Linked DNA regions of Homo sapiens: region 1 is linked to region 2. Evidence: read pairs that join two places in POLR2A ChIA-PET (ENCODE). Cell type or tissue: GM12878. All regions are shown on one strand. Each heading gives the region's core, and the rest is flanking DNA. Links, peaks and the distances in the headings are about the cores only. Region 1 overlaps LRRK1 (leucine rich repeat kinase 1). Region 2 overlaps LRRK1 (leucine rich repeat kinase 1).

The links. ChIA-PET counts read pairs that join two places held together with the same protein. Peaks named below come from ENCODE experiments on the same cell type or tissue, not always from the same donor. Only the 100,000 strongest peaks of a DNase experiment are listed, where the experiment ranks them.
Region 1: POLR2A ChIA-PET joins it to region 2 with 7 read pairs; 3 of 35 experiments call an interaction of 5 or more read pairs at or near these places.

Annotation. Positions count from the first base shown.
Region 1 is chr15:101,030,482-101,046,957 of GRCh38, forward strand. LRRK1 (leucine rich repeat kinase 1) reads left to right here. Exons shown (of 34, transcript NM_024652.6): 21 at 15,500-15,671. It also overlaps a transcript of LRRK1-AS1 not described here. Among named protein-coding and RNA genes, the nearest start is that of LRRK1-AS1, 110 kb to the right of the region's middle. RefSeq lists an enhancer at 15,593-16,278. In GM12878, for the core only: no CTCF peak of the experiment used is centred there; a DNase peak (open chromatin) is centred at 5,380; H3K4me3 peaks cover 328 bases; H3K27ac peaks cover 367 bases.
Region 2 is chr15:100,934,063-100,947,425 of GRCh38, forward strand. The region is part of intron 2 of LRRK1 (leucine rich repeat kinase 1); the gene reads left to right. Among named protein-coding and RNA genes, the nearest start is that of LRRK1, 21 kb to the left of the region's middle. RefSeq lists enhancers at 7,476-7,615, 7,656-7,805. In GM12878, for the core only: no CTCF peak of the experiment used is centred there; DNase peaks (open chromatin) are centred at 6,940, 7,582 and 10,351; H3K4me3 peaks cover 2,120 bases; H3K27ac peaks cover 4,335 bases.

The sequences.
Region 1 (16,476 bases), core at 1,749-9,748, 94 kb after region 2:
ACCTGGAAGTCTGGCACGGTGACTGACACAGCATGTCTGAGACACCTGCCTTCTCTCCTCTGCTGTGTGGTCCCACCGATCACCTTCCCCCACGCCCCACCCACGGAACTGTGCTCAGGGAGTGGCACTCTAGGCTCCAAATTCCTCCCTGTACCCCTGACACCCACTCCTCACCCCACCTGGAATGACATGGCCCTGCCATCTCCCAGTGAAACAATTCTGTTGACAGCCCCTTTCCTCCTTGTGACACCCATACCTGCTTCTGTTTTTGTTTGTTTATTTACAAAGATTTTTTCCATCAGTTATCGGGGTACAGTTGGTATTTGGTTACGTAAGTTCTTTAGTGGTGATTTATGAGATTTCTGGCGCACCATCACCCGAACAGTATACACTGCACCCTATTTGTGTCTTTTATCCCTCGCCCACCTCCCACTCTCCCCCAAGTCCCCAAAGTCCATTGTGTCATTCTTACGCCTTTGCATCCTGACAGCTTAGCTCTCACATATCAGTGAGAACATACGATGTTGGGTTTCCCATTCCTGAGTTACTTCACTTAGAATAATAGTCTCCCGTCTCCTCCAGGTCACTGCAAATGCTGTTAATTCATCCCTTTTTATGGCTGAGTAGTGTTCCATCATAGGTAAAGTTTACTTACAGTGAAATGCCCGGATCGCTAGTGTTCAAAACAATGACTTTTGACAAATGCATACAACTGTGCAAGCAGCACCTGCCTCAAGACACAGAATGTTCCTGTCATACTGGAAGTTCCGCCAGACGCCCTTCCAGTCGCTTCCCATCCGTGTCAGCACCAGCACTCTGACTTCCAGCACCAGAGCCTACTGTTTCCTGTTCTTGAACTTCTCAACCGCACAGAGTCACGCAATATGGTCTCTAATTGGCTTCTCGCACTAAACATCATGCCTTTGAGATCCATCCATGCGGTTGTGTGTATCAGGAGTTTGTTCTTTCTGTTGCTGAGTAGTATTCCATTGTATGGCTTTACTGCAATTTGTTTATCCACTCAGCTCTTGATAGGCATTTGGATGGTTTCCAACTTTGGGCTATGATGAATAACACTGCTGTAAACAGTCTTAAGTCTTTTTGGAGACACATGTTTTCATTTCTCTTGGATCAAAACCAGGAGTGGAATTGCTGGATAATAGAGTGTAAGTTTAATTTTATAAGAAATCACCAGGCTGTCCCCCAAGAGACTGTATGCTCCTCCAAGAGACTGTACACTCCATTTCCTCCCCACTATTTTTTTTTTTTTTGAGATGGAGTCTCGCTCTGTCGCCCAGACTGGAGTGCAGTGGCACGATCTTGGCTCATTACAAGCTCTGCCTCCCGGGTTCTTGCCATTCTCCTGCCTCAGCCTCCAAAGTAGCTGGGACTACAGGCGCCCACCACCGCGCCTGGCTAATTTTTTGTATTTTTAGTAGAGACAGGGTTTCACCATGTTATCCAGGATGGTCTCGATCTCCTGACCTCGTGATCCGCCTGCCTTGGCCTCCCAAAGTGCTGGGATTACAGGGGTGAGCCACTGCGCCGGCCTCCTCCCCAATATTTGTTGTCTGTAGGTCTTTCTGATTTTAGCTATTCCAGTGGATGTGAGCTTGTACTTGACTGTGGCTTTACTTTACATTTTCTTCATGACTAATGAGGTCTAGCACCTTTCGTGAGCTTATTGGCCGTTGGTATATCTTCTTCTGTGAAGTGTCTATTCAAGTTTTATGCCTATTTTATGATTAGAATGTTTTCCTTTTTGGTACTGATATGTACTTCTTTATATCTTCTGGATACAAGTTCTTTTTTTTTTATTCTTTAAGTTCTAGGGTACATGTGCACAACGTGCAGGTTTGTTACATATGTACACATGTGCCATATTGTGCTGCACCCATTAACTCGTCATTTAACATGAGGTGTATCTCCTAATGCTATCCCTCCCCCCTCCCCCTACCCGATACAAGTTCTTTCTCAGATATATGATTTGCAAATATTTTCTCCCAGTCTGTGACTTCCTTTTTTTATATTAATGAAGTCTAACTTTTAAATTGTGTGATTATTGCTTTTTATGTCATCTTTAAGAAATATTTGCTTATACCACAATCTTGACAATCTTTCTTTATTTTTCTTCTAGAAGGTTTGTAGTTTAGCTTTTACTTCCAGGTCTATAATCTATGTCAAATTAATTTTTGTATATGGGGTGAAGTAGGGGTCGAGGTCCATTTTTTTCCTGTATATTATCCCATTGTTCCAGAACCATTTGTTGGAAAGACTTTCCTTTCCCCATGGAATTATCTTGGTTTCTTTATCAAAAATCAGTGATGTGGGTTTATTTCAGGACTCTATTTTGTTCCACTAATATATATGCCTATCCTTATGCCAGTGCCAAACCCCACTGATTATTGTAGCTTTAGAGTAAGACTTGAAATCAGGTTGCGTGAGCGTTTTGTATTAGTTTCCTGTGATTGCTGTAAGATACCATGAATGTGGCATCTTAAAACAACACACATTTTTCTGGAGGCCAGAAGTCCAAAGTAAGTTTCCCTGGTCCAAAGTCAAGGGGTCAGCAGGATCATGCTGCCTCTGAAGGCTCTAGAAGAAAATCCATTTTCTTATCTTTTCCAGTCTCTAGAGCTGCATTTCTTAGCTCACATTTCTTTTATCAATACATAATATTTTACGTATTTATGGGGTACAGGTGAGTAGTTTTTACATGTGTAGAATGTGGAATGATCAAGTCAGGGTATTTGGGGTATCCATCACTTTGAGTATTTATCCTTTCTATGTGTTGGTATCATTTCAAGTCCTGGCTTCTAACCACTTTGAAATATACCATATATTCTTGCTAACTATCGTCACCCTAGTCTGCTATTAACCATTAGAACTTATTTCTTCTAACTGTATGTCTGTACCCATTCACCAACCTCTCTTCCTCCCACTCTCACACCCTTCCTAGCTTCTAGTATCTGTCATGCTATTTTCTATCTTCATAAGATCAAGTTTTTTAGCTCCCACATATGAGTGGGAGCATGCAGTATTTGTTTCTCTTTGCCTGGTTTATTTCATTTAATGTAATGACTTACAGTTTCATCCATGTTGCTGCAAATGACATGATTTCATTCTCTTTTACAGCCAAGTAGTATTCCATTGTGTATATGGACCTTTCTTTATCCATTTCTCCATTGATGGACACTTAGGTTGGTTCCTTATCTTTGCTATTTTGAATAGTGCTGCAATAGATAAGGGAATCCAGGTATCCCTTTAATACCTGGGTTCTTTTCCTTTGTATAAATACCCACTAGTGGGATTGCTGGATTGTATGGTAGTTCTATTTTTAGTTGTTTGAGAAATCGCCATACTATTTTCCACAGAGGCTGTACTAATTTACATTACAGCCAACAGCGTATAAGAGTTTTTCTTTTCTCTGCGTCCTCACCAGCATCTGTTATTTTTTGGTTTTCTGATAGTAGCTGTTCAACTGGGGTTATATGATATCTCATTGTGGTTTTGATTTGCATTTCCCTGATGATTCATGGTGTTGAGCATTTTTCATATACCTGTTGGCCATTCATATGTCTTCTTTTGAAAAATGTCTATTCATGTCCTTTGCCTTCTTTTGAGATTATTTGAGTTTTATTGAGTTGTTTGAATTTCTTGTAAATTGTGGATATTAGTTCCTTGTTGGATGAATACTTTGCAAATATTTTCTCTCATTCAACAGGTCTCTTCACTCTGCTAATTGTTTCCTATGCAGTGAAGAAGCCATTTAGTTTAATATAGTACTATTTGTCTATTTTTGTTTTAGTTGTTTGTGTTTTCGAGGTCTTAGCCATAAAACCTTTGCCTAGACCAATGTCCTGAAGTGCTTACCCTGTTTTCTTCTAGTAGTTTATAGTTTGGGGTCTTAAATTTAAGGCTTTAATCCATTTTGAGTTGATTTTTGTATGTGGTAAGAGATAGGGGGTCTAGTTCCATTCTTCTCCATATGGATATCCAATTTTCCCAGCACCATTTATTGAAGAGGGTGTATTTTCTCCACTGTAGGTTCTTAGCACCTTTGTTGAGAATCAGTTGACTGTAAATATGTGGATTTATTTCTGGGTTCTCTATTTTGTTCCATTAGTCTAGGTGTCTATTTTTATACTGATATCATGCTGTTTTGGTTACTATAGCTTTGTAGTATATTTTGAAGTCAGATAGTGTGATTCCTCCAGCTTTGTTCTTTTTGCTCAGGATTGCTTTAGCTATTCAATCTCTTGTTTGGTTCCATATGAATTTTAGAATCCATTATTGATCTGTTCAGGTTTACTTTTTATTCCTGATTAACTTTGGGTAAGGTTTTATATTTCTGGGAATTTGTCTGTTTTTTTTTCCTAGGCTTTGCAGTTTGTTAACATATAGTTCTTCATAGTAGTCTCTGATGATCTTTTGTATTTCGGTGGTATCAGTTGTAATGTCTCCTTTTTCATTACCAATTTTGGTTATTTGGGTCTTTTCTCTTCTTGGTTACTCTAGCTAGTGATTTATCAATTTTGTTTATCTTTTTGAAGAATCAACTTTTCATTTAATTGATCCTTTGTATTGTTTTTTAAGTCTGTATTCCATTTTATTTCTGCTCTGACCCTTATTTATTATGTGGTTTCTTTCCTTCTGCTGATTTTGGGTTTGGTTTGTAAATGTCTGTAAGGTCCTTTTGGTCTCAAGTCATTTAAATCCAATGTTTTTTTGATGAGTTTCTGTCTAGATGATCTGTCTAATGCTGAGAGTGGTATGTTTAAGTGCCATACTATTATAGTATTAGAATATATCTCTCTCTCTAGATCTAGTAATATTTGCTTTATGAATCTGGGTGCTCCAATGTTGGGTGCATATATATTGATATTGTTATATTCTCTTGTTGGATTGATCCCTTTATCATTTCTTCTTTGTCTTTTTACTGCTTTTGACTTAAAGTCTGTTTTGTCTGATACAAGTATAGCGATGTCTGCTTGCTTTTGGCTACTATTTGCATGGAATATCTTTTTGCAATGCTTTACTTTCAGTCTATGTGTGTCTTTACAGATAAAGTGAGTTTCTTATTGGTAGCATATAATTGAATCATGTTTTTTTAATCCATTCAGCCAGTGTACACCTTTTAAGTGGAGAATTTAATACACTTACATTCAAGGCAATTATTAATATGTGAGGTTTTGTTCCTGTCCTATTGTTAATTATTTTCTGGTTGTTTTTATATATTCTTTGTTCCTTTATTTCTCTCTTACTGCTTATCATTGTGGTTTGGTGGTTTTCTGTGGTGGTACCATTTGAGTCCTTTCTCTTCCTCATTTGAGTGTTTGCTTTACCAGTGATTTTTATACTTTTGTGTGTTTTCATGATGTTAAATGTCACTTTTCTTTTTGCTTCCAGGTTAAGGATCCCTTGAGCAGTTCTTATAGGGCCAGTCTATTAGTGACATAAGGTTTCTGCTGAGGAATCTGCTGTTAGTCTAATGGGGTCTCTTAGGTGACTAGATTCTTTTCTATTGCTGTATTTAGAATTCTCTCTTTGACTTTAGACAACTTGACTATAATGTGCCATGGAGAAGACCTTCTTGCATTATCTCTGTTTGGGGATCTCAGAGCCTCCTGTATCTGGATGTCTAAATACCTTGCTAGACGTAGGAAGTTTTCATCTCTTATTTTGTTAAATAGGTTTTCCTAACCCTTTCATTCTCTCTTCACCTTCTGGGACTCCAGTAATTTAAATACTTGGTTGCTTTATGGTGTCCCATATATCACTCATCGAGAAAATATTTACTCATTATTTTCTTCATTTTTCTTTATTTTTGTCTAACTCTGTTTTTTTCATAAGACTTGTCTTCAAGTTCTGAGATTATGATTCTGCTTGATCTAGCCTATTGTTGAAGCTTTTGAATGTATTTTATATTTCACTCAATGAATTCTTCAGTCCCAGAATTTCCATTTGGTTTTTTTTAAATGATATTAATATCTATCTCTTTGGTAAATTTATCATTTGTATCCTGAATTGTTTTTCTGATTTCTTTGTATTTTTTTTAGAATTTTCTTCTATCTCACTGAGCTCCTTTAGTATCAGAATTTTTAATTATTTTTCCAGGATTTTATAAATTTGTTCTTGATTAGGCTGTATGGCTGGAGAATTATTGTTTTCCTTTGGAAGTATCATATGTCCTTGCTTTTTCATGTTTCCTGTGTCCTTACATTGATATCTGTGCATCTGGTGTAACAGTCACTTCTTCCAGTATTTGAATTTGCCTTCACAGGGGAGAACTTTCTCCTGAAGAGGCATCTGTGGTGTTGGTTCAGTAGGGCACTTTGGCTTTCATTCTATGTAGATGCAGTAGTGTAATCTGTATTATTTCTTTGGCTATAAACAATGTCAGTGGCATCTGTGATTTCCTCAGTAATTTAGGGTGCAGTTGTTAGTGGAGCTTGTGGGGAAGTTTTGCTGGGAACAGGGATGCCAGGTGGGCCAGTCTTTGGGCCCCAGTGGTGGCAGCAGGCATGCCTCTCCTTGGACCCCAGGGTGGTATACACTGGCACCAGTGTTAGAGGGTCCAGACAGGCCTATTCTTGGGCTTCCAGGAGGCTTACTTGGATGTTGGTAGTGGCATCAGTGGGCCAGGTAGGTGGCTGGGTTCTCAGGTCCCTAGGCAGCTGGCATGGTGTGGGTAATGGCAGTGGAAGTGGCAGGAAAACCTTGTAGGTCCTGAGCAGTGCATGCTGGTATTGGCAGTGGCTGCAATGGGCTGGTTGGGCTTGTGCACAGGGCCACGGGTGACATGTGCAAGTAGGTACCAGCTGTAGTGGTAACAGCAGAGTCGGTAGGCCCAACCTTAGGCCCTCAGGAGAAGTGGTCAGGTACCACTGATGGTGGACTGAACCACTGAGCTGGGCAGTCCCTCAGCCCTAGTCCACATGCTCTGGCACAGGGGCCAGGGGACATGAAGCCAGGTCAGGTGGGCTTGTATTCAGGCCCCTCAATGGTGTGTACAGGTACCAGCCATGGTAGGCAGGAGTGAAGTGATCCCCAGGCCAGCAATGGAATGCTCAGGCTGGGGACATCAGTGGCCACACTGCTGCCCTGCCACTGGGGAGGGTGGGCCACCTTCAGTGGCAACAGATTAGGCTGGTGGGTGGGGAACATATGCCACTCACACCTTAGCCTTTAAGGTGGTAGCCTATGCCTCACTCACACCTCAGCCCCAGGGGTAGCAGCCCACATTTCTCTTGCACCTCAGCCCCAGCACCACTGGGCTCCCGGACAGTACACAGTCTGTTGGGGACAGGGCTGTAAAATGGCTCCTTGCAGATTTCTTAAAGAACTAAAAGTAGGTTACCATTTGATCCAGCAATCTCACTACTGGCTATCTACCCAGAGGAAAAGAAGTCATTATACAAAAAAGATACTTGCACACACATGTTTATAACAGCACAATTCCTAATTGCAAAAATATGGAACCATCCCAAATGTGCATCAATCAATAATTGGATTAAAAAAATTGTGGTATATATACACCATAGAATACTACTCAGCCATATAAAGGAATAAAATAATGGCATCTGCAGCAACCTGGATGAATTGGAGACCATTATTGTAAGTGAAGTAACTCAGGAATGGAAAACTAAACATCATATGTTCCAAATTATAATTGGGAGTTAAGCTATGAGAATGCAAAGGCATAAGAATAATACAATGGATTTTGGGGACTCAGGGGAAAGGGTGGGAGGGGATGAGAGATAAAAAACTACACATCAGGTACTGTGTACACTGCTCAGGTGATGGGAGTGCCAAAATCTCAGAAATCACCACTGAAGAACTTTATCACGTAACCAAACACCACCTGCTCCCCAAAGCCCTATTGAAATTAAAAATTAAAATATAAATAAATTGCCTCCTTAGTGTGGCTGCTCAGGTCTCAGAGAGTGTGAGACCTAGAGTGAGCACCCTCCGAGCAGTGCCATTGCACAATCTCCCATCAGTTAGTTTCAGGGCCCACAAAGGGTGAGGGGCTCTCCTGTGCCTTGGATTTCAGGAGTCCAGAGTGGGAATGTCGACCACTGGGGATCTCTCACTTACCTTTCCCCACACTGGGGAGTCTCTCTCAGCTCTCAGCCTAGCAGGCTGCCTTGCTTCCTTGTCCTTCCTTGCCTTAGGTATTTCCTGTCACTTTTCTGTTGAATTCCAGTGTTCCCTCTTGGATGATCTATTCAACGTGTGATTATCTACTCACTATTTTGCCTCTTCTCAGTGTCAGAGGCAAGTCTGAAATGCCTCTAGTCAGCCATCTTGAAGCCGTCCCTCCCAGCAGCATGGCACCCTGCGCCAGTGGCCATCTTGCCTTCTTCTGTGCAAATCTCTCTCTTCCCCCATCTTTTAAGCACACTTGTGGCTGCACTTAAGGTCCACCCAGATAATGTGGGATCTTTCCCCCATTTCAAAGTCCATAACTTAATCACATCTACAAAGTCTCTATTTCCATGTAAGGTAACAATCACAGTTCTAGGGTTTAGGACCTGGATATTTTGGGGCTCATTATTCAGCATATGACACCCTCCAATTTTGTTCTTCTGTTTCAAGATTATTTTGGATTATTCTAGATCCTTTGCATTTTCATCTAAATTTTAGAATCAGCTTGTCTGATTCTTAAAAAACCGTTGTGATTTTTATGGAGATTACATTGAATCTATAGATCAAAGAAAGCTGACATCTTAGAAATATTGAATCTTCCAATATGAACATGGTATATCTCTCATTTATTTTGGTTTTTAAAAAGTTTCTCTCCACGGTGGTTTGTTTTCAGTATTCAGATTTTCTGCATCTTTTGTTAAATTTGTGTCTACATAATTTATGTTCTCCGATATGGGTAAATGACATATCTTCTAATTTGATTTCCATTTCTTGTTGCTGGTATACAGAAATATAATTTATTTTTAAATATTTACCTTATATCAAAAAACCTTGCTAAATTCACCTATTAGCTCCAGTAGATTTTTCAGGATTTTCTAAGTATGCTTCTTTTTTGAAAAAAAGACAGTTTTACTTTTTTCATTCTAATCTTCACATATTTTTTTGCTCTGTTTGCCTGATTGCATTGGCTCGGATCTCTAGCGAAGGTTTAAATAGAAGGGATGAGAGAAGGCGTCATTCTGTGTGATCTCAGGGGGGAAGCATTCAGTCTTTCACCATCAAGTGTGATGTTTTCTGCAGAGCTTTGTTATCCATGGAAACTTTATCAGATTGAGGAAGTTCCCTTTTATTCCCAGTTTGCTAAAAGCTTTTATCATAAATGGGTACTGAATTTTGTCCCCCAAAAATGCTTGTTCTGCCTCTGTTAATTTTTTTCTTCAGTTATTTTTCTGTTAAATATGTTGATGGATTTTCAAATGTTAAACCAACTTTGTATTCCCAAGATTCATACCAAGTGTTCATGATTTATTATCTTTTTTATCTAATGCTAGATTTCAGTGGCTCCTATTTTGCATAAGAATTTTTTAATCTATGTTCATGAGGGATATTGGTTGGTACTTTGATGAAAAGTCTTTATGGGTTATCAGACATAGGCTGTCTTCATAAAATGAATTGAAAAGATTTTTTTCCTTCTCTATTTTCTTCAAGATTTTGTATAAGATTGGTGTTAGACCTTCCTTAACAGTTTGATAGAATTTATAGCCTGGAGTTTACTTCACAAGAGGATTTTTAATTACAAATTCAATCTATTTATTAGCTATAGGGTTATTAAAATTTTCTATTCTTGTGTCAGTTTTGGTAAGTTATTTTTTTTTCAATAAATTTTTTCATTTCATCTATGGTGCAGAATATATTAATATAAAGATATTTAAAATATCTCTGGAATGTGTAGTGATATGCTCTCTCTCCTGATATTAATAATATGTCTTTTCTCTCATTCTTTCTTGATCAGTCTTGCTAAGTGTTTATCAAATTTTTGGAACCGTTTTAAAGAACGAACCGTTGCCATTGCTGATTTCTTCTATTATTTTTCTCTTTTATTTCATCTATTACTGCTCTTTATTATTGTCTTCCTTCAGCTAACTTTGGGTTTAATTTGTGCTTCTTGTTCTTCCTTCTTAAGGTAGAAGCTTAGGTCATTTATTTTAAGCCTTTCCTATTTTCTATGTAAGCATTTAAAGCCATAACTTTCTAAGCACTGCTTTATATGACAAATACAACTAATTTTGCTATGTTGTGTTTTTATCATTTAGTTCGAAAGATTTTCTAATATATCTTATATTATTTTGGTCAGAGAATATATTCTAAGATTTCTGTATTTTGAAATTCACTGAGACTTATTTTATGGGCCAATGTGTGATCTTTCCCAGTGAAAGTCTGGAGTGCACACAAGAAACGAGTTTTCTGTGTTGTGGCTGTAGTATCTTATAAACCTTAATTAGCTCAGAGTGGTAAACAACGTGTTCAAATCTTCCGTATTCTCACTGATTTTTTTCCTACTCATTCTATCAATTACTAAGAGAGAGATGGTAAAATATCTAATGATAAGTCTACCTCTCTCTCCAGTTCTGACAGGCTTTATTTTATATATTTTGAAGCCATTATTGGTTACATATACACATTGGTGTCATGCCTGTGTAATGAAGTGACCCTTTTTTCATTATACAATGTTTCTCTTTATCACTGGTAATACTCCTTTTCTTGAAGTCTATTTTGTCTGATGTTAAAATAGCCACACCAGCTCTTTTAGTTCTACCTGGGTTTTTTCCCTATTCTTCTAGTAGCAGGTTATGATCTCTATAAAAAAGGAATCTCTTGCTGACAGCACATTATCCAATCTGATAATCTCTGCCTTTTAATAGGAATATTTGATTCATTCACATTTATCATAATTAATTATATGGTTGGGTTTAAGCCTACTATTTCTCTATTTATTTTGTATTTATACCATCTGATTTTGTTATTTTGTTCATTCTTTCCTGCCTTCTTTTGAGTTAAATTTTATTTTAGTATTTTCATGCTCTCTGTTGGGTTTTTGGCCATTCTTCCTGGTACTGTGTTTTAGTGGTTACTCTTGGGATTAGAATATGCATCCTTACCTTATCACAATCTACTTGTAATTAATATTATACCACCTTGAATTAAATGCAAAAACCTTAGCACGATACCAGGACATTACTCCTCCCAGCACCCTCTGTACTCTTGCTGTCATCCACGTTTCTTCTATACAGTAGTCCCCCTTATCCACAGCTGGTGGATTTCCAGACCCCCGTGGATGCCTAAAACTGCGATAGTATTGAGCCCTACATATACTATGCCTTTTCCTTTATCTACATACCTATGATGAAGTTTAATTGTAAACCAGTAAGTGATTAACAACACATAGAAATTAACAACAATAACAACAAAACAGTATAATTATGATATACTGTCACAGAAGTTACATAAATGTGGTCTCTCTCTCTCTCTTTCTAAATATCTTGATATTTTTGGACCAGTAATTGAAACCATGAAAAAGAAACTGCAGATAAGGGAGGACTACAATATATGTAATGAACCCCATAATATAGTGTTATTACTTTTGCTTTGAATAATTAAACAATCAATAGTCTTTTAAGAAATTAAGGGAAAAATGTTGATTGTTTCTGGTGCTCTTCACTTCTTTCCATCTGGTATAATCTCTTTTCATCCTGAAGAATTACGTGTAGCATGTCTTAAAGTCTAAGTCTGATGGAAACAAATTCTCTTTTTTAGACAAGACTTTTGTTTATATGAAAATGTCTTTATTAACACTCTAATTTTTTGCTGGATAATTTTCTTCGATGTAGAATTCTGGGTCATTTTTCTGTCAGTCTTTTTAAAGGTGTCACCCCATTGTCTTCTGGGCAGACAGGGGTCCTCCTCAGTCTTCGTCACCCCTGACCCCTCGCTGAGGACCTCTGACCCCATGCCACCTCCTCTCATGTGATCAAGGATGCCCAGCCACCTGCTCTGCTGCAGCCCAGGGGCCTCTGAGAAGCCTACTGCCCCTCCGAGAGCTCTGCCACCATCCTCCTGTGGCTTTTACTGCCCTTACACTCCCCTACTTGTTACCTCTTACCCACCTGCCCGGACCCTCAGTTATGCTGTCAGCCCTTGAGCATTGGGCAGCACACTTCTCTGCCTCCCCACAGCATGTGCTCTGGCCCTGGCATTTGGCCCATGGAAGGCAGGGGAGAGGGAGTGAGGCCCCCTATCCTTACAAGCAGGGTGCTCTTGTCGGGGGATTTGTGCAGACTCTTTATGAGCTATTACTTAACTTTTCTTCCTTCAAATTCTCACTTTTGAGGCTTGGTTTTCATCAAAACCAAGTGTAGTGTTGGCTTCTTCTTTCCTCCTACTCTCCTCTGTGCTACCCATTGCCAGGATATATCTTCTGAAGTAGCTGAACTGAACGCCTCCCCTCGGGGTGGGACCCCTACGAGGGCCAGGCTGGGGGAGCACACGAGGGGTGAGACCTGCCATGATGCTCTGCCCTAAACCAGCTTGGTCCTCAGGCCTCTGAGTACTAGTTTCCATATCAGCCGCTTCCTGGGTTTGATGCTGATATTGGCAATGAAGCTGTATCCAGGATCCAAATCCACAGGATCCAAATCCACAGAATGTTGCCATGCAGCACCCAGAGAACACGTCGCCACTCTGCGTCCTCAGCTCCAGATCTCTACAGGGGTGTCACCTGGAGACTTCTGGGGAGCAGGCCTGGATCCTGCACAGTGAGGCCAGAGACCCGGCCACCTGGGAACCAGCCACTGGCCCCACCTTTGCCTGAGGCCCCACCCACCTCCCACTAGGTATGGGAGGGGCCTCAAGTCTTTCTTGCTGCTCCAGCTCTCTGGGTTCCTTACAAAATAAAACCCCAAAGAGGAATTCAAAATTCCACAGCCCCTCATAACATGGCCCAGCGGTGTCCTTAACTTTGGTCCATGAGAACGTTCAGAGTAAGGCAGCCTGTGTGTTTACAACATTGCCGGATCTGACAACTTTCAGATTGTTTTATCGCAGGTTAGAGGAGTGAGGAGATACGAGTACTCAGTAAAAGAAAGTCAGTTATCTATATGAAGTCAGTTTTTATATGTATAAAACGTACACGTATTTATAATGTGTGTGTGTGTGTGTGTTGGCCTGAACAAGACCATCAGTGTGATCACGGCCAGGTCCTCACCAAGGCTTATGGCACAGCAGGTTAGAATATGAAGTTGGGACGCACAAGTATGAATCCCAACTACCTTCTTTCTCGTCTGCATAATGGGTATAATATAATTACCATAAGTATGATAGTTGTTGTGAGGATTAAATTAGATAATACATGTAAAATATTCAGACCAGCAGAAAGAAACAGTAGCAGGCATGTCCCAGGGCCTCCTGCATGGGAACAGCCACTGACAAATACATGTAAAATACTCAGAACAGTGTCTCTTAAGCTCCCAAGACATCCAGTATTGACAGTCCAGTTATTGTTACTGTTTCTTCGTGGTAGGTACTCATAGCCATGGTGTCGGGTTCTGTACACATCCAGGAATAGTGGGACACGTTTCATCTCAGCACAGGCATAATGGTTCCCTTGAGCCCCAGGCAAGTCCCCGCTCCTGGCATCATCAGCTTTCTAAGGCTGCTGGGATCCCTGGATCTGTGCAAACAGACACATTTGCGGCTCCTCTCAGAGCATGGTTTCCCACCTGCAGTGAACCCCTCCAGCCCCTCAGAAAATCTCCATGAACTCCCTGGAAGTACCATACAGTTTTAAGCCTTTGTGCTTCTTTCAGGAGGAAGGTCCTTGCCTCTCAGCAGACTCTGAGAAGGGCTGCGGCCCCTGTCTGAGGCTGTCTCAGTGGGGTGGCATGAGCCAGCACCTCCGTGCAGACACTGTGCCCTGCCAGGGTTTCACTGCTTTACGTTCATCAAACACATGAAGAATTTACCTCTTAGGACCTGTCCTGCCGACTCACTGGTCATTCCCTGGGACGGCCTTTCCCAGCTCGTAATTGCTCTGAAACCCGGAGCCAGCGGCCTCCACTACCTGGAGACCACTGCTTCCCTTGAGAACTGGCTTCTGTGGCCACTCAGGATCTCTTTATTTGCCATGTCACCTTCTAAACCTCTGCCCTCAAAAACATCATGGAGCACCTCTTCTGTGTGCCACCGCACATCGTGCTGGGACGCCTGGGGACAGAGAATGCTCCCCCCACTCTCTAAGCACACTCCGACAAGGAGAAGAGCAAGACAGACATGGGGCACCACCACTGTAAGAGGGCCACATGAGAGACCCAGGATGCATGAGATGAAGTAGAAAAAGCAGAAAGAAACAGCAGGCACGGCCCAGGGCCTCCTGTATGGGGAACAAACACTGAGCAGATAGAGAAGCAAGGACTTTTCAGATGTAAAGGAATAAGACAGGACACTCTGATGAAGAGGCATCTAGCGAGAGGTTGGGAATGTCCTTTCACTCAAGACCTGAAAGGCTGAAAAGGCCTCCTGCTTCACCACCTGTGTCTGCTGTGTCATCTGCACAGCCCCCGTCTACCTTCACCAGCCCTGCCAAGAGGGGATCCTTTCTCTCCCCATTGTATACCCATGTGTCAGAGCGTGTAAGTGAGAGCCGAGACTTGCGCCTGTATGCTCGGGCCATGGGCTGTCACTGAATTTTCTTACAGTTTAGGGAGTCTTTTCCAGAAAGTTCTAAGGACATTTATTGGACTGAAATAGATTTAAGATTAGGAGAGCTGAAGGTAAAACCTTTATTGGGAAGGAGTGCAGCATCTGCACACCAGGGGCCGTCCTGTACCTGTCCAGTGCCTGCCCCCGCAGCCCCACAGGATGCAGCCGTTGCTGGTTTTCGGGCACCCTTTTGGAGGGACCTCCCAGGTTTCAGCCGTGAAGCCCTTGCCGATGCAATGATGCAGCATTTTTATGATGACCGAGAGTGTTCTCGTAAAACATCCCTCTTCCGCACAAAACAGGCCTATTCTAACTTTTAAGGCAATCGCGTCGTGTCAACGGGCCAAGAATAATAAATAGCTTTAAAGGCCAAAAATGTTACTCTGACCCTAATATCTGCATTGTCCTTGAAACCTTGCAGCTGTGTTTGTTTTTCCTTCATCAACCAAAGTTAATGTTATTTCCCCAACTGCAACCCCGTTTATAGAGAATTGAGTCCCATTTGCTGTGTCTGACATTTTTAGGACCATGATGTTTTCATGTCTTCCCTTAGCCTTATTCTAGTATCTTAGAAACCATGATAGACTCATATTAATGGGACCAGTCTTCATTTTCCTTTGGAGTATTTATTCTTAGCATATAAACCACGCTTCTCTTACTAATAACAGAATTCCAAAGGCCCTGGGAGGAAGGAACCCAGCAGCCTGAGGTGTTCCAGCACAGCCTGTCCCCAGATCAGGCCATCTGCTGGGGTCAGGGCCCTGCAGTGGAGCTTGGGCCCCACTGTTCACCAGTCCCCCTTGGTGTGTTTCAGCTACCTCCTGCCCCATCTCCTTCCATCTAAACCTGGCCTGGACACCCACGGTATGCGGCACCCCACAGCCAACACCATTCAGAGGGTATTTAAGATGAGCTTCGTTCCCGTTGGCTTCTGGCAAAGGTTTATAGCACGGATGCTGATCAGCCTGGCGGAGATGGACCTGCAGGTATTATGGCTGCGGTTTCTGCATAGACAGATGCCCGAGAGCCACCTACAGTTGTACCACTGGGGGAGGGGAATGCCCTTTGCTGGGGGGCCCTGCCTGGAGACCCTTCTCCTAGAGCCATGCCACCAATGTAGTGCCAGGGGGCAGGTGTGGCATGGGCTGCTGGCCAACCCACTGAAGCCATCCTGGGAGTTCCAAAGCAGCACCCTCCTTAGACAGAACACGCCCTTTATAAACAGTGGTTCTCAGTGTTAGCCCACCTCAAAACCACCTGGAGTTTGTTAGAACACAGTTTGGTGGCCCCACCCGAGGTTCTGATTCAGTAGGTGTGGACTGAGGCCAAGAATTCACATTTCTATCCATTCCCCGAGGTGATGCCGCCGGCCCAGCAACCACACTTGGAGAACCGTGAAGTTAGAAGCACGGTTTTGCCGTCCTGGCTGCACGCTAGACTCGCCTGGAGGAAATTCTAAAAGACACAGACCACACTCCAGACCGATTGAATCAGGGTCTTTGAGTGTGGCATCATTTGAAAAAGTGATTCCTCTTTGGTATTTTTAAGGCTCCCAGGCGAGTCCCCTGTGCAGTCCAGTTTGAGAACCACTTGTGCAGAACTGTACGTTGGTTCTGGTAACACGGGAGACCCCCCGCCCAAGGAGTTAGCTTCTGTGGGTTTACCTGGGGTTACAGGAAGGCGTCCCCGCTGTCAGACAACATTAATTTCATGCAGGGCAGGAACATGGAAGCAACATTTGCTACAGTGGTGTTTTTCAAAGTGGGGTTCCTATACCAGCAAAATCAGCCT
Region 2 (13,363 bases), core at 4,246-12,245:
TAATTTTTATTTATTTATTTAAGATGTCAAAATCATGTATTGAAACCAATATTTTACAGTGAATTCCAGACAAATCAATAATTATATGATTCAAAGCATTATTAGGGAAATTTGCAGTCAGCTGACTTTATAGGCAAAGAATGTCTATAAATTACATAGAAAGCAACTTCCTAGGATACTAAGTCAGTGAAAATGCTGGCAGAAAAATATTTTTCACTGGCACTTATTTTTGAAGTTCTTTTTAATGACCTCTGCATTCTCTACATTTCTTCTAAGCCCCAGCTTTGTGTTTGTCTTTATTAATTCAGCATGATTATTTCAACCATTCTTAGGCATCCACTTGTGGAGGACACTGTTCCAGATGCTGGGGACACAGCAGGAGTGTGGCCTCTGCCCTTACAGGGCTTCCAGTTGTAGCAGGAAAAGTAGACAGCAAAGAACAAGAGAGCTGAGCAAGGTAGCTCATGCCTGTAATCCCAGCACTCTGGGAGGCCAAGCAAGTGGATCACTTGACTTCAGGAGTTTGAGACCAGCCTGGCCAACATGGCAAAACCCCATCTCTACAAAAAAAAAAAAAAAAAAAAAAAAAATTAGCCGGTCGTGGAGGCACACACCTGTGGTCCCAGCTACTTGGGGGTGCTGAGGTGGGAGGATTGTTTGAGCCTAGGAGGCAGAGACTGCAGTGAGCAGAGATCACACCACTGCATTTCAGCCTGGGTGACACAGCAAGAAACTGTCTCAAAAAAAAAAAAAAAAAAAAGGAAGGAAGAAGAAAACCAGAGAGTGATGCTCAATGAAGCATTAGAGTAAGATCATGTACAAAAGAGGCACAGTGTGGCCATTTTGATTTATTATTAGGTAAGACATTGATGTTGAATCTCAGGTCTGCTCAGTTGACCAGAAGGAGGCAGCCACAGGAAGGCTGGGAAGAAGAGGGTTTATTGAACATACTGAAAATAACAGAGAATGATCTGCTCAGCCCTCCCTCTTGTGCCTGGTCTTAGTCCTACACTCCAGGCTATGTCAGAGCCTGCTATGGTCAGGGCTCTGGGAAGCCAGGAAAATGTCCTCATGATGTTTCTATTCCAGCAGGGGAAACACAGTAAATAAACCTGCACTCTACTGTCAGGAGTGAACAGGGCCATGACAGAAATCAACCAGGTTGCAGGGATGGAGAGTGACAGGCATAGGGCACTACTGCTGGTCAGAGATCAGGGAAGGTGTCTGGGGGGAGGTGGCATTTACACAGAATGAAGTGAATGGAATCAGGTCAGTCCTGTAAAGGAGCTGGGGAAATGGTGCTCCTGGCAAGGCATCAGTGAGTGCAAAGGCTGGGCAGCGGGAATGAGCTCGGTAGGTTTGACTGACCGCAAGATGGCCTGTGCAGTTGGGGCAGAGTGAGAGAAGCACCAAATGGGGCTGGAGAGGTAAAGCCTTCACAGCAGGAGTGTAGATTTTGTTCCAAGGCTGATGGACACATCTGAGGAGCTGCATGGTTTTATTTAGGGAATTAGAAGGCTATTGCCAGAGCCCTGGAGAGAAGGCACCAGGAGGGCCAGGATGGTGGGGTAGCAGTGGGAGGAAGAGAATGCACTGGGAATAGGTCTCAAAATAAAGCTATCAGGACTTGTGTGGGTATCCACACACAAGTATGTAACAAACCACCCTATCACTTGCTGGCTTAAAAGAACAACGAATGATCATTTCCCAGGTTTCTGTGGGTCAGGAATCTAGGCAGGGCCCAGCTGGTGGTTCTTCTTGCTTCACTCCCATGTCTGGCCCCTCCGTGCTCCTCCACATGACTTCTCTCTCTTCCACACACCTTCTCATCCACCGCATGTCTAGCCCAAGCTTCTTTACAGCCTACTGCCGAATTCTTGGAGTTTAGCAGCAGAAGCCTCTAGGCCTCCCAAGGCATAGGCCTAGACCTGGTACAGCATCACTTCGGCCACTACCTGTGGGTCAAAACAAGTCAAAGGCCAGTCCAGATTTAGGCCGGCACAGGAAATAGACTCTACCTCCTGGTGAGAGGAGCAGGCTTTGATACGGGTTAGGTGAGTGACGAGTAAAGGAAGGAGGGATCAAAGATGTACCCATCACTCAGATTTAACCAACATTCGTTATTTTGTCATTTTTGCTACAAAGAAAATATTTTAAGAAGTCAAACCTTACAGGTACAGCCAGAACGCCTTTGGATCTCTCCCTGATCACTGCTCTCCTTCAACTCCAGGGGTAGCCATTATTCTGAAGTTAGTCTGAACCCTTTATGGCTGTATGTGTGTGTGTGTCTGTAAATACATGGTATCATTTCTGCCTTGCCAGGTGGATTCCCCCTGGGCTACCATCTATTGCGCAGGGGTTGGCATGAACTCCACAATGTCATCCACTGAGATTAGGGAATAGGCTTTATTAAGAGAAAGAAAATCACAAAGCCTGAATCTGCAAGATGGCATGGCATGTGGCCCCCAGCCTCTCCTTTAACAAGAAGCTATGCCAGGGCATCTACTGGATAGGGCTGGATGGGGCTGGGTTCTACTCCAGCCAAGGGTCCAGCCTGGGTCTTCCCTCTCAGAGCCCAGCCTGTCAATAGCATGCTAGCTGTGGGTGCTGGCTGCTTCTATGGGGCAACTTGGGGTCTGTGGGATGTGCAGTCCTCTATGATGAGCCACTAGACCCATGGGAAACTGAGCTTGGGTGCTATCACTTCAGCTGGGAGAAGGAGGCATCTCAGCTGGCTCATTGTCCAGCTGTGGTAGGGATGGGGTAACCAGAGTCCTGTTTTGTCAATCCTGCTCCTTTCAGAACAGTTTCCATACTAAAAATGTTGGATTAAATATTTTCATACTATGCCAGTCTTTTTGCATCTTGCTTCTTCAACCAACATAAGTTTGATAATATAAGTATGTCCTATATTTTCCAAGAAGCAGAATACATCACTTTGCCTATAAAACCATACAGGCCTGGTGCTTTTTAATGGGTAGATGTCTCACTATTGATTCTCTGTCTTTAAAGGTTATAGGTTTATGTAAATGTTCTATTTCTTCTTGAGTTATTTTATGCAATACAATTTTTAGATAGTTATCCATTTAATCTAGATTTTCGAATATTTTAGCATGAAGTTGATAATGGTTCAGGATTTTAAAATATATTTTTAAACTATCTTATTCATTTTTAATAGATGAATCATATACTTACACACAATTTAAAAGAAGTACAAAAGGGAATACAATAAAAAGTACCCATTCCCGCCCCCTACCCAAACTTACTACCAATTGCCGTCTCTTCCAAAGAATCAGGGCTACTATTTAGTTCCCCTTTTTTATTGGCCTCAGAAACCACAGTTTTTAGGCCTGGACTCAAAATGGCACATTTTTCTCTTTTCATAAGTCTTTAGCTACGTGGAACTTTAAAATGTTATATTTTTGTCTTAGATTTCTTTTTTTAAAATGTTTATTTATTTATTTATTATTTTATTTTATTTATTTATTTTGAGGCGGAGTCTCACTCTGTCCCCCAGGCTGGAGTGCAGTGGCGCGATCTCAGCTCACTGCAAGCTCTGCCTCCCAGGTTGATGCCATTCTCCTGCCTCCACCTCCCAAGCAGCTGGGACTACAGGCGCCCGCCACCACGCCCGGCTAATTTTTTTGTATTTTTAGTAGAGACGGGGTTTCACCGTGTTAGCCAGGATGGTCTCGATCTCCTGACCTCGTGATCCGCCCGTCTCGGCCTCCCAAAGTGCTGGGATTACCGGCGTGAGCCACTGCGCCCAGCCTATTTATTTCTTTATTTATTTACTTACTTACTTAGAGACAGGGTCTCACTCTGTCACCCAAGCAGGAGTGCAGTGGCGACCTCTCGGCTCACTACAGCCTTGACAGCCTGGGCTTTAGCGATCCTCCTACCTCATCCTCCTAAGTAGCTGGGACTACAGGCGCACACCACCATGCTTGGCTAATTTTTGTATTTTTTTTTTTTTTGTAGAGATGGGGGTTCACCATGTTGCCCAGGTTGGTCTCGAACTCCTGAGCTCAAGCAATCCACTTGCCTCAGCCTCCCAAGGTGCTGGGATTACAGATGTGAGCCACCACACCCGGCCACTTTTTAAAATTTTTTATTACAGAAACTTTTGAACACAGTACACAAGTAGAGAGAATATTAAAATGCACCCCTTTGTACCCATTACCCAATTTCAGTAATTATCACACATGGGCAATCTTTTTTTTAACCCTCTTGTTTTTAGTTGACATGTAATAATTGTGCTTGTCTATGGGATACAGAGTGATACTTGGATACATGTATACAATGTGTAATGATCAAATAAGGATAATTAGCATATCTATCACCGCAAACATTTTTCATTTCTTGGTGTTGGGAACATGCAAAAGCCACTCTTCTAGCTTTTTGAAAACAGACCACAAACTATTGTTAACTCGATTCCCCCTCCAGTGCTCTGGTGCACTGGAACTTACTCCTCCCATGCAGGTAACCCACCTTCTGCCATCCTCCCTCCTTCCCCCACATGGCCAATCTGCATCCATGTAAACCCCCTTCTCTCTCTTTCCAGATGATTTAGAACCCAATTCCATACTTATAGCTTAAGAAGTCTAGAAAAGAAAAAACAAAATACATTTAACATACGTTTAAATGTATGTTTAAAAGTGTATGTTAATGTATGCCCACAATAGCATGCTGTTGACAGGCTAGGCTTCTGAGAGGGGAGACCCAGGCTGGACCCTTGGCTGGAGAGGGCCGGGTGTGGTGGCTCATGCCTGTAATCCTAGGACTTTAGGAGGCTGAGGTGGGTGGATCACCTGAGGTCAGGAGTTTGGGACCAACCTGACTAACATGGAGAAACCCCATCTCTACTAAAAATACAAAAAACTAGCGAGGCATGGTGGCGGGCACCTGTAATCCCAGCTACTCGGGAGACTGAGACAGGAGAATCGCTTGAACCCAGGAGATGGACGTTACAGTGAGCCCAGATCATGCCATTGCACTCCAGCCTGGGCAACAAGAGTGAAACTCCATCTCAAAATAAATAAAAAAGTCAAAATATCAAATATCTAGTCAGTGTTCAAATGTCCTGCATTGTCTCTGTTTTTATCACTGGTTTGTTTGGGGCAGGTTTGTTGAGTCAGTGCCCTTGCATGCTGGGACATGGGACAGTACAGTTCCTAAGTCTCTTAATTTCTATCTTTCTCCCTCAATTTCTTTTTCATTGCAGTTTCTTTTGTTGATAAAGCCATATTGTTTGTCCTTTGCAATTTTCCACAGTCTGGATTTTTGGCAATTGCATTTCTATGTGTGGCCTGACATGTTCCCACCTTCCCTATGTTTTTGTAGATCCAGAGGCCTGATTAGATTTAGTAAGATGTTTTGGCAAAAATGCCCAATAGATGGTGGGTTCTTCCTCCTGCATCACCTAGTCACAGAATGTCTAATTGTCTCTCTCTGATGTTTAGAGTTTTTTAATGATTTTCAGTGGTGTCAGCGCAATCACTCTTTATAAACGTCCTAATGGTTTTTCGACTTTTCACACAATGGTTTTATCAGTCATTGATGGTTGCTTAGATCAATTATTTAATTTGAGGTTGCAAAGTGGTGTTATTTTAAGTCTATCTTACCTTCTTCATTTATCAGCTGAAAGTGATCTCTAAAGAAGAAATTTCTTCCATTAACTCTGTGGTACCCTGAGTTACAGTTTGTACAGCAAAGTCGGGGTAAATAGTTGGGTTTTTTTCTCTTAGTTTTCTTATTCATTCTACTGAAAATAAGTCAATTCCCTAGCACCTTTTGAAGGCGGCCAATGAAGGTGGGGTTTTTTTTCCTTAGTATCATTATGAACTCATGAATTTTAATTTATTTGATTCTTGATGCTAACGCTGTTCCTCTTTTGCCAGTAGGCCCCCTGAGTAGGTTCCTCTATCTTTTGGCATGACCCCAGAAGTCTTTGATAACTTCCTTGCTTTCTGATGTGACAAGACATCCAGGGCCAGATTGTCCATATCCTGCCCCGGATGCACGATGCACTGTTTCTCCAAGAATCCCTGTGTCCTTTGCTGATGATGCCATGATTTTAAGTTCTCTAATATAGTTTTATCTCTTTGTTTCAGATAATGCTTTTGTGTTCTCACATGTCCTGCTCTCTCTCTCTCTCTCATTTTGTTGTTGATCAGTCTTTCCATAAGATTGTTTATTTCACTAGTCCTTCATTCTTCTTTTTTCTAAATTTACTCTTCTTGACTAGTATCCTGTCACTTCTGAGGACTCATATTTTTGCAACTTGAAAATTATTCTTATTTATTTAAGTATATGTTTCTGAAACTCTCATTAGACACATTTTGAAAAACTTCAAAAAATATCTTCAATGTCTCTCACTCTTTTATCTCTGCTCCCGGCCTCCTTGTCTTTTGGTGCTGCATCCTCCTCTTGGTCTTCCAGATTCCTGATTTGTCCTTCAACGGTGTCTCTGCTCTGCAGCTCACCCACTGTGCTTCACAGTGCAACTCTTCTCGTTTTAATTCCCAAGAGTTTTAGTTGATTCTTGTTTGTGGATGCTGCATCCTCCTGTTTCTCTCCAAGACATCAGTAATATTTATTCTGAATTCATTCTCGCTCTGCTAACATTAATTCTGTGTAGAGAGGGGCCCTGGAGGTGCTGGAAAGCTGGAGCCTGAGATTCTGCTTAGGGAAGCTCCCATGCTAACTCAGTCTTTTCCTCCAAGATAAGGATGAACAGTTGACAATACCAAGCTGTGTTGTGAATCAGGAAAGCCCAAAGCTGTCTTATCTCAGTGACTGTGTGATTTGTGTAGGTTTGCCCCGAACAGTAATGTGAGGATGCAGCAAGATGTGCAGGCCCTCTGACCTGGCTAGACCCTGCCTTGCAGAGACATTGTCACTGTCAGCTGCTCACTTCCTCCTGGGGACTCTGAGGCCCAAGGGGGACAGTGGTGAAATATGACACAGCTTCTCCCCTAGGTGATCAGACTGCTTCCAATGAGCCTGTGCCCTTGGCTACATAAAGAGGAAACATAAATATTTTCTGTGTGTGTGTGTCTGTGTGTGTCTCTTTGTATGTGTGTCTGTGTGTCTGCATATCTATGTGTGTGTCTGTGTGTCTTTGTGCATGTGTGTTTCTGTGTGTGTCTGTATGTGTCTGTGTGTGTGTCTGTGTGTGTCTGTCTGTGTGTGTGTCTGTGTCTCTGTGTGTGTCCGTGTGTGTGTCTGTGTGTGTCTATGTGTGTGTGTCTGTGTGTGTGTGTCTGTGTCTCTGTGTGTGTCTTTGTGTGTGTGTGTGTGTGCCTGTATGTGTGTGTCTGTGTCTCTGTGTGTGTCTGTGTGTGTCTCTGTGTGTGTGTGTGTCTGTGTGTGTGTGTGTGTCTGTGTGTGTCTATGTCTCTGTGTGTGTGTGTGTGTGTGTGTGTGTGTGTGTGTGTGTAAGGTGGGATGTCTCTTCCTGCTGATCGGTGGCCTGCCTGTGTGCTGGCTTGGTTAGAGGAGTTTCGTGCTTCTCTTTATGGCGCTGCTCTTCCTCAGATGCTTGCGGGTGCCTGGGTGGATGCTGACTGTTCTGCTCGGGATTCCCCGTAGCTGTCTGTGAACACAGCATTTGTCACAATAGCCTGCGAAGAGGAGGGCCAGGGGACTGTAGCAGGCTGCCTTGGGGACATCCAGAGCATGGCTTCCGGGTGGTGGGCTCCGTGTGCCTCCTGGGAGTTGCCCAGCACACTTTCTCTTTAGCCCACATCGAGTGTAGACCCATCAGTCCCAGGCTGCCTGGCACAAGCTGGAGAGGGGCCAGATCCACAGGAGTCTGCCCACTATGGCTCCCCACTCCTCCCAGTCGCCCTGCTGGTGACCTGGGGACCCTCTTGCTTCCCATGTCCCCCAGCAGCCTCGGAGCTCTCCCAAGCCTTCTCCACCTCACGCACAGTGGATTCCGGTCTTCTCAGGTCACTTCTTTTCCCATGCTAATAAGGCTTGTTGATATTTGTAATAATTTCTAAGGATTTGGAGCAGGAGGTGGTGGCTGCAGCCGGGCTCAGCCTACTGTCTTGATCTCATCTTCCAGCGTCTCCTGGGCATCTCCAAGGTGTGCACTTGCAGGAAATACTGAGTGAGAATGTCAAGAACCGGCTCTACAGTCGGAAGGAACCGGGTTCAAATCCTGATGCTTCCACAGCTAGTCCTATCTGTGACAGGGGCAGGGTTAGAATCTGTTTGCGGAATGGTTAGCACCATACTAAGTGCACATGCTAGGCAGACCCTCAAAAAAAATGGCCTGTTCTTTTTCTCTTTCTCTGTTGGGCAAATTATGTAGCCTCAACTGGACTCTATTTCTATTAGGGAAAATGATAATAATATTACAATGATTAAAAAGTAGGGTCCTTACAAAATGGTGAGTCCGATTTTATTTGGCTCTAAGCTAGAGAAGGCATGGCTCACAGTTATGGAAGACATGGATTTAAAATGTGGCCAGTCTTCATTTCCAAATGTGTGTACACGAAAGTGTGATGACCCTCAAATCTAATCATCAAAATTAAAGCTGTTTAATTAACATTTTAAATTAAAATGTTTCAATTAAAGTCCAAATCTTTCCTTGCCTTATCTTCAGAATGCTTTTTCTTTTCTTTTTTTTCCAAATTACAAAACCTGTATGTCTCACTGAAGAAAACTGGTACAGTGTGAAGTTCGACAATTCACGGAGTAAGCAAGGCTGACGATGGGTGCCCGGAGTCCCCCTCTGGTTCTGTTGGTAGCAGCCTTGGGTCCTCATGAGGCCTCTCTGCTCACAGTGGGCGGGTGGGGTGTGCACTCACCCGGAGACGGCCTCCATGTCCATGCTGAACAACTCCCAGGGTTCTCCATCCGCCAGTGCTTACTGATCAACCCGTAGTGCTGGCCATCCCTTTTCAACAAGTTTGGAAGGTGCTTTTTTCCCGGTTTTCACAGAGTAACTCAGAAGTGACTTAATAAAAATATGCACAAACTGTCTTGGTATGTTCCAAATTGGGATCTTATATAAAGACTCCTGGGCCTAAGGCAACAGTCTATGTAAAGTGAATTATTTCACTTTCTTAAAATAGGGACAAGATGGCCTGCCTTTCCTTCAAGTGTAATTTTAATCTTTCTGTTTTACTCCAAGGGGGTGTAACAGCTTGCTGAGTCATTGTTTTCTGCCTTTTTAATAAAAATTAATTCAGTGATTTAGAGTGGAAATTCTGCCCCCTCCCTTGGGCAAGTCACTGACTCTCTGGGGACCTCTTTCTTTATCTGTAAGCAGAGCTAATACTAGCATCTGATGGGGTTAAATGAATTAACCTAAGTGTTTCCTTTGAATATTTACTCACTGCCTTTACAAAATAATGTTTCTATTCTCACTTTCTCCCCCAAATTTCTACAAAACAACAAATTTCTATCTTTGTTGTTATTGCCATATGATTTCTAAAAATTTAAATAAACAAGCAGTAGCTTTAGGAAGTTACAAAGATAAACTATCAGAAACTTACTGAATTGGATCTTAGATAATGTCCCTTTTTACTTGGTTCTTTTTTTTTTTTTAAGCTAAAAATAAGTTTAGTTCCTCCTCAGTTCTTGGCATTTTTGTGATCATTTGTTTGCAAGTGATCGTATCTTTTTTTTTTTTTTGTCACTCAGGCAGGAGTGCGATGGTGTGATCTCGGCTCACTGCAACATCCGCCTCCTGGGTTCAAGCGATTCTCCTGCCTCAGCCTCCCAAGCAGCTGGGATTACAGGCGCCCACCAGTATGCCCAGCTAATTTTTGTATTTTTGGTAGAGACAGGGTTTCACCATGTTAGTCAGGCTGGTCTCGAACTCCTGACCTCAGGTGACCTGCCCACCTCGGCCTCCCAAAGTGCTGGGATTACAGGTGTGAGCCACCACACCCGGTCGTGATCCCTTATCTTAAATGTTCAGCCTCCAGCCATTCATAATGAATGCCTTGAACACAGGTCAGAGAAAAATCATGAAGCGGGGCTGTTAGTGAGGTTTGGGTGGGCATGGGGCCTCACAGTGGGGCCCAGACATTCTCAGAGTGTTTCAGTTGCTGAGGAATCATGGAGCTTCTTGCTTTAATATCAGGATATTGCTCATGAAAAAAAGGAGGAGACCTATTGTTGTTCAGCCAGAGCTTGTACTAAATGGAAGTAGTTTGCACCATACACAAGCAGGCTTCTCCATCCAGGAAAAAGATCTGTGACTGCAACAACCACAGCGCAGCATTGATCTAACTCAGCTATGCACCAAAAACCCAGCTGCAGAGCAGTGCAGCACCCAGGAAATGTTAACTCTCGCTGCAGACTGAGGATCTTCTCAGAGTTTGTATCTTAGGTCGAAGGGGTGGGGTAGGCAAGCTTTCACTTCTGTTCAGCATTATCTTTTACAAGGATGGGTTTGTGGCATTTGCTTTAACCTTTCGGAGGCTACACTGTAATCACTCACTGGGTTCACCTCAAATCCTCACATGATAGACACCAGCCTACAATTCTACCAGCTACGGAGGACTCCTGATCTTGGCTTTTTTGCTTCTATTTTGTGTGCTTGCTTTTGTGTTTGGAAGGCAGATGGCAGTCCTAGTATTGAGACAAATCAGCTGGAGTCAATTTCTGTTGTTTGAACTTGAGGGTATATATCTCAGCCTGGAAGACATGCAGAGGAAAAGGAAGAAAACATGACCTCATATTTGTTCCCTTGCCAATATGTTAAAACTTTAGTTGTTTGAAAATGTCATACGGTCTTATGGTTCAAAAATCATAAGTATCGATCTACAATCCTGAGATTCTTACATCCTTCCAGAATCTTTTTTATAAGTAAAGAAGCAAAACAAAGATAGAGTCTGATTTTTCCCCTCTTTTACACAAAATGTAGCTGATCGCAGATGCTGTTCTGTGCCTTGCCTGTTTCTTTCACACATTAAGGGTGTCATTGGCCTCCTTTTAGTCAACTGCATAGTGTTCTGTGACATGGATGCAACTCAGTTATACAGGCGGTCTCCTCTTCACGGGCATTTGGGCGATTCCTAACATGTGCTGTAACAAATAATGCCAGATGTCTGTTCCCATGTATAGAAGCTCATCTATACAACACATTCCCAAAGTGATGGGTCACGGGGCATATATGCTTCGAAAAATCTGACAGATGTTGCTAAGCAGCCCTTCAGGAGAGTTTTTCCTGTTTATGCCCCAATCCCTGAAAACATGTGTGCGTGTCTGTTTCCCAGTGGCTGACAAGTATTTATTACCAAATGTTTGCTTTTTCCTAATGTGATATGTGAAAAATGGTACCTCAGCCTAGTTAGAATATGCACTTCTCTTACGATGAGTGTGACCAAGCATGTTTTAGCATGCGTAAGAAGTAGCTATATTTACTTTTTTAAAAACTATCTCTGCAGAGCCTCTTTTTTTTTTTTTTTTTTTTTTTTTTTTTTTGACAGAGTCTTGCTCTGTCACTCAGGCTGGAGTGCAATGGCACAACCTCGGCTCACTGCAACCTCCGCCTCCTGGGTTCAAATGATTATCCTGCCTCAGCCTCCCGAGTAGCTGGGATCACAGGCGCCCACCAACACACTGGCTAATTTTTGTATTTTTAGAAAAGAAGGGGTTTCACCATGTTGGCCAGGCTGGTCTCAAACTCCTAATCTCAGGTGATCCACCTGCCTCGGCTTCCCAAAGTGCTGGGATTACAGGCATGAGCCACAGTGCCCAGCCTTCATATTCTTTATTAATCAATTTTTGAGGAACTCTGATTTTCCTTATCAATTTCTAGGCGCTGTTAGTGTCGGCACGGTATCTATTCGTTGTTAACCTATAATTAGATGCTCTATCAAGATCTATCTAAGAACACAGAAAACTGAAATGAAAACTTTGAATATTCAAAGAGGCTATAGAGGAAATACGCTGCTTTTTTCTCTTAATTATTAAATGAATATGTTAAATATAAAATACTTAGGGGAAATAGCGGTAAATATATCAGGCCTACCTAAGAACACCTTAAACTCTTGACATAAAGGATATTTGAGTAAGAAAAATAACATATCATCTTCTTGTGTAGGAGGACTTAATATTGTAAATATATCAATTCTCCACAAATTGATCCTATCATTTAATGCATTCTCAATTAGAATACAAACAGGATTTCTTTTTGGAACATGGAAAAAGTATAATAAATTTTACCTAGAGAAATAAACCTATGAGAATACAGGAAAGTTCAGGTGGGGAGGGGATGGGGTGAGAGGAGGGGAGGAGATTAGTTGCAGCGTATGCTAAAATTTATTCCAATGCCACCATAATGACTGGGGTTGGAGACTAGCGAGACAATGCACAGAGAAAGCAATGGAACAGTGTGGCAATCTGAAAATAGGCCAAAATGCACATTGATTTTGCCTTGCTAGTTAGAATTATAATTAGTCCAGGAAAGGTTTATTTGGGAATAGCATAGGGGTAACATATTGCTTTCTCACTCCCACTCCAACATCATTTTCAGATGGATCAAATCTATAGCATGGATGCAACTCAGCTATACAGGCAGTCTCCTCTTCACGGGCATTTGGGCGATTCCTAATATGTGCTGTAACAAATAACGCTAGATGTCTTAAGCATAAAAATCAACACCACTAAAAGTCTAGGAAAATGATGAAACTAAACAGTTTTGGAGTAAAGGATATTTTTCTAAGCACAGCACCAAACCTAGACATCATAAATTTAGGAGAACTTGAATGAATGTTGAACAACATACCAATTAGAACTATTCAGTAGCAAAGCCCTTCTTAAGTGCCAGTCAACGAATAGGTAGAAAACTATTTTCAACACAGATTCCAAAGAGCTCTTTTCCTTCATTTGCAAAGAGCATTAACAAAAAGAACATTCCAATTTTCTTTCTTTCTTTTTTCTTTTTCTTTTTTTTTGAGACGGAGTCCTGCTCTGTCACCAGGCTGGAGTGCAGTGTCACGATCTCAGCTCACTGCAACCTCCGCCTCCCAGCTTCAAGCGATTCCTCTGCCTCAGCTGGGATTACAGGCCCGCACCACCATAACTGGCTAATTTTTTTGTATTTTAGTAGAGGCGGGGTTTCACCATGTTGGCCAAGATGGTCTCCATCTCCTGACCTCGTGATCCGCCCGCCTCGGCCTCCCAAAGTGCTGGGATTACAGGTGTGAGCCACCATGCCCAGGCTCCAGTTTTCAAATCAAACAAAACACAGGATTAGGCAGTTTAATTTAGTTAATAGAAAAAAATAGAAACAATTGATAAACATAGAAAATACACTGTGCCCATTCCTATGGAAAGAAATGCAAATGAAAACCAATTATGAGATATCTTATTCTGTTTTACAGATTGGAAA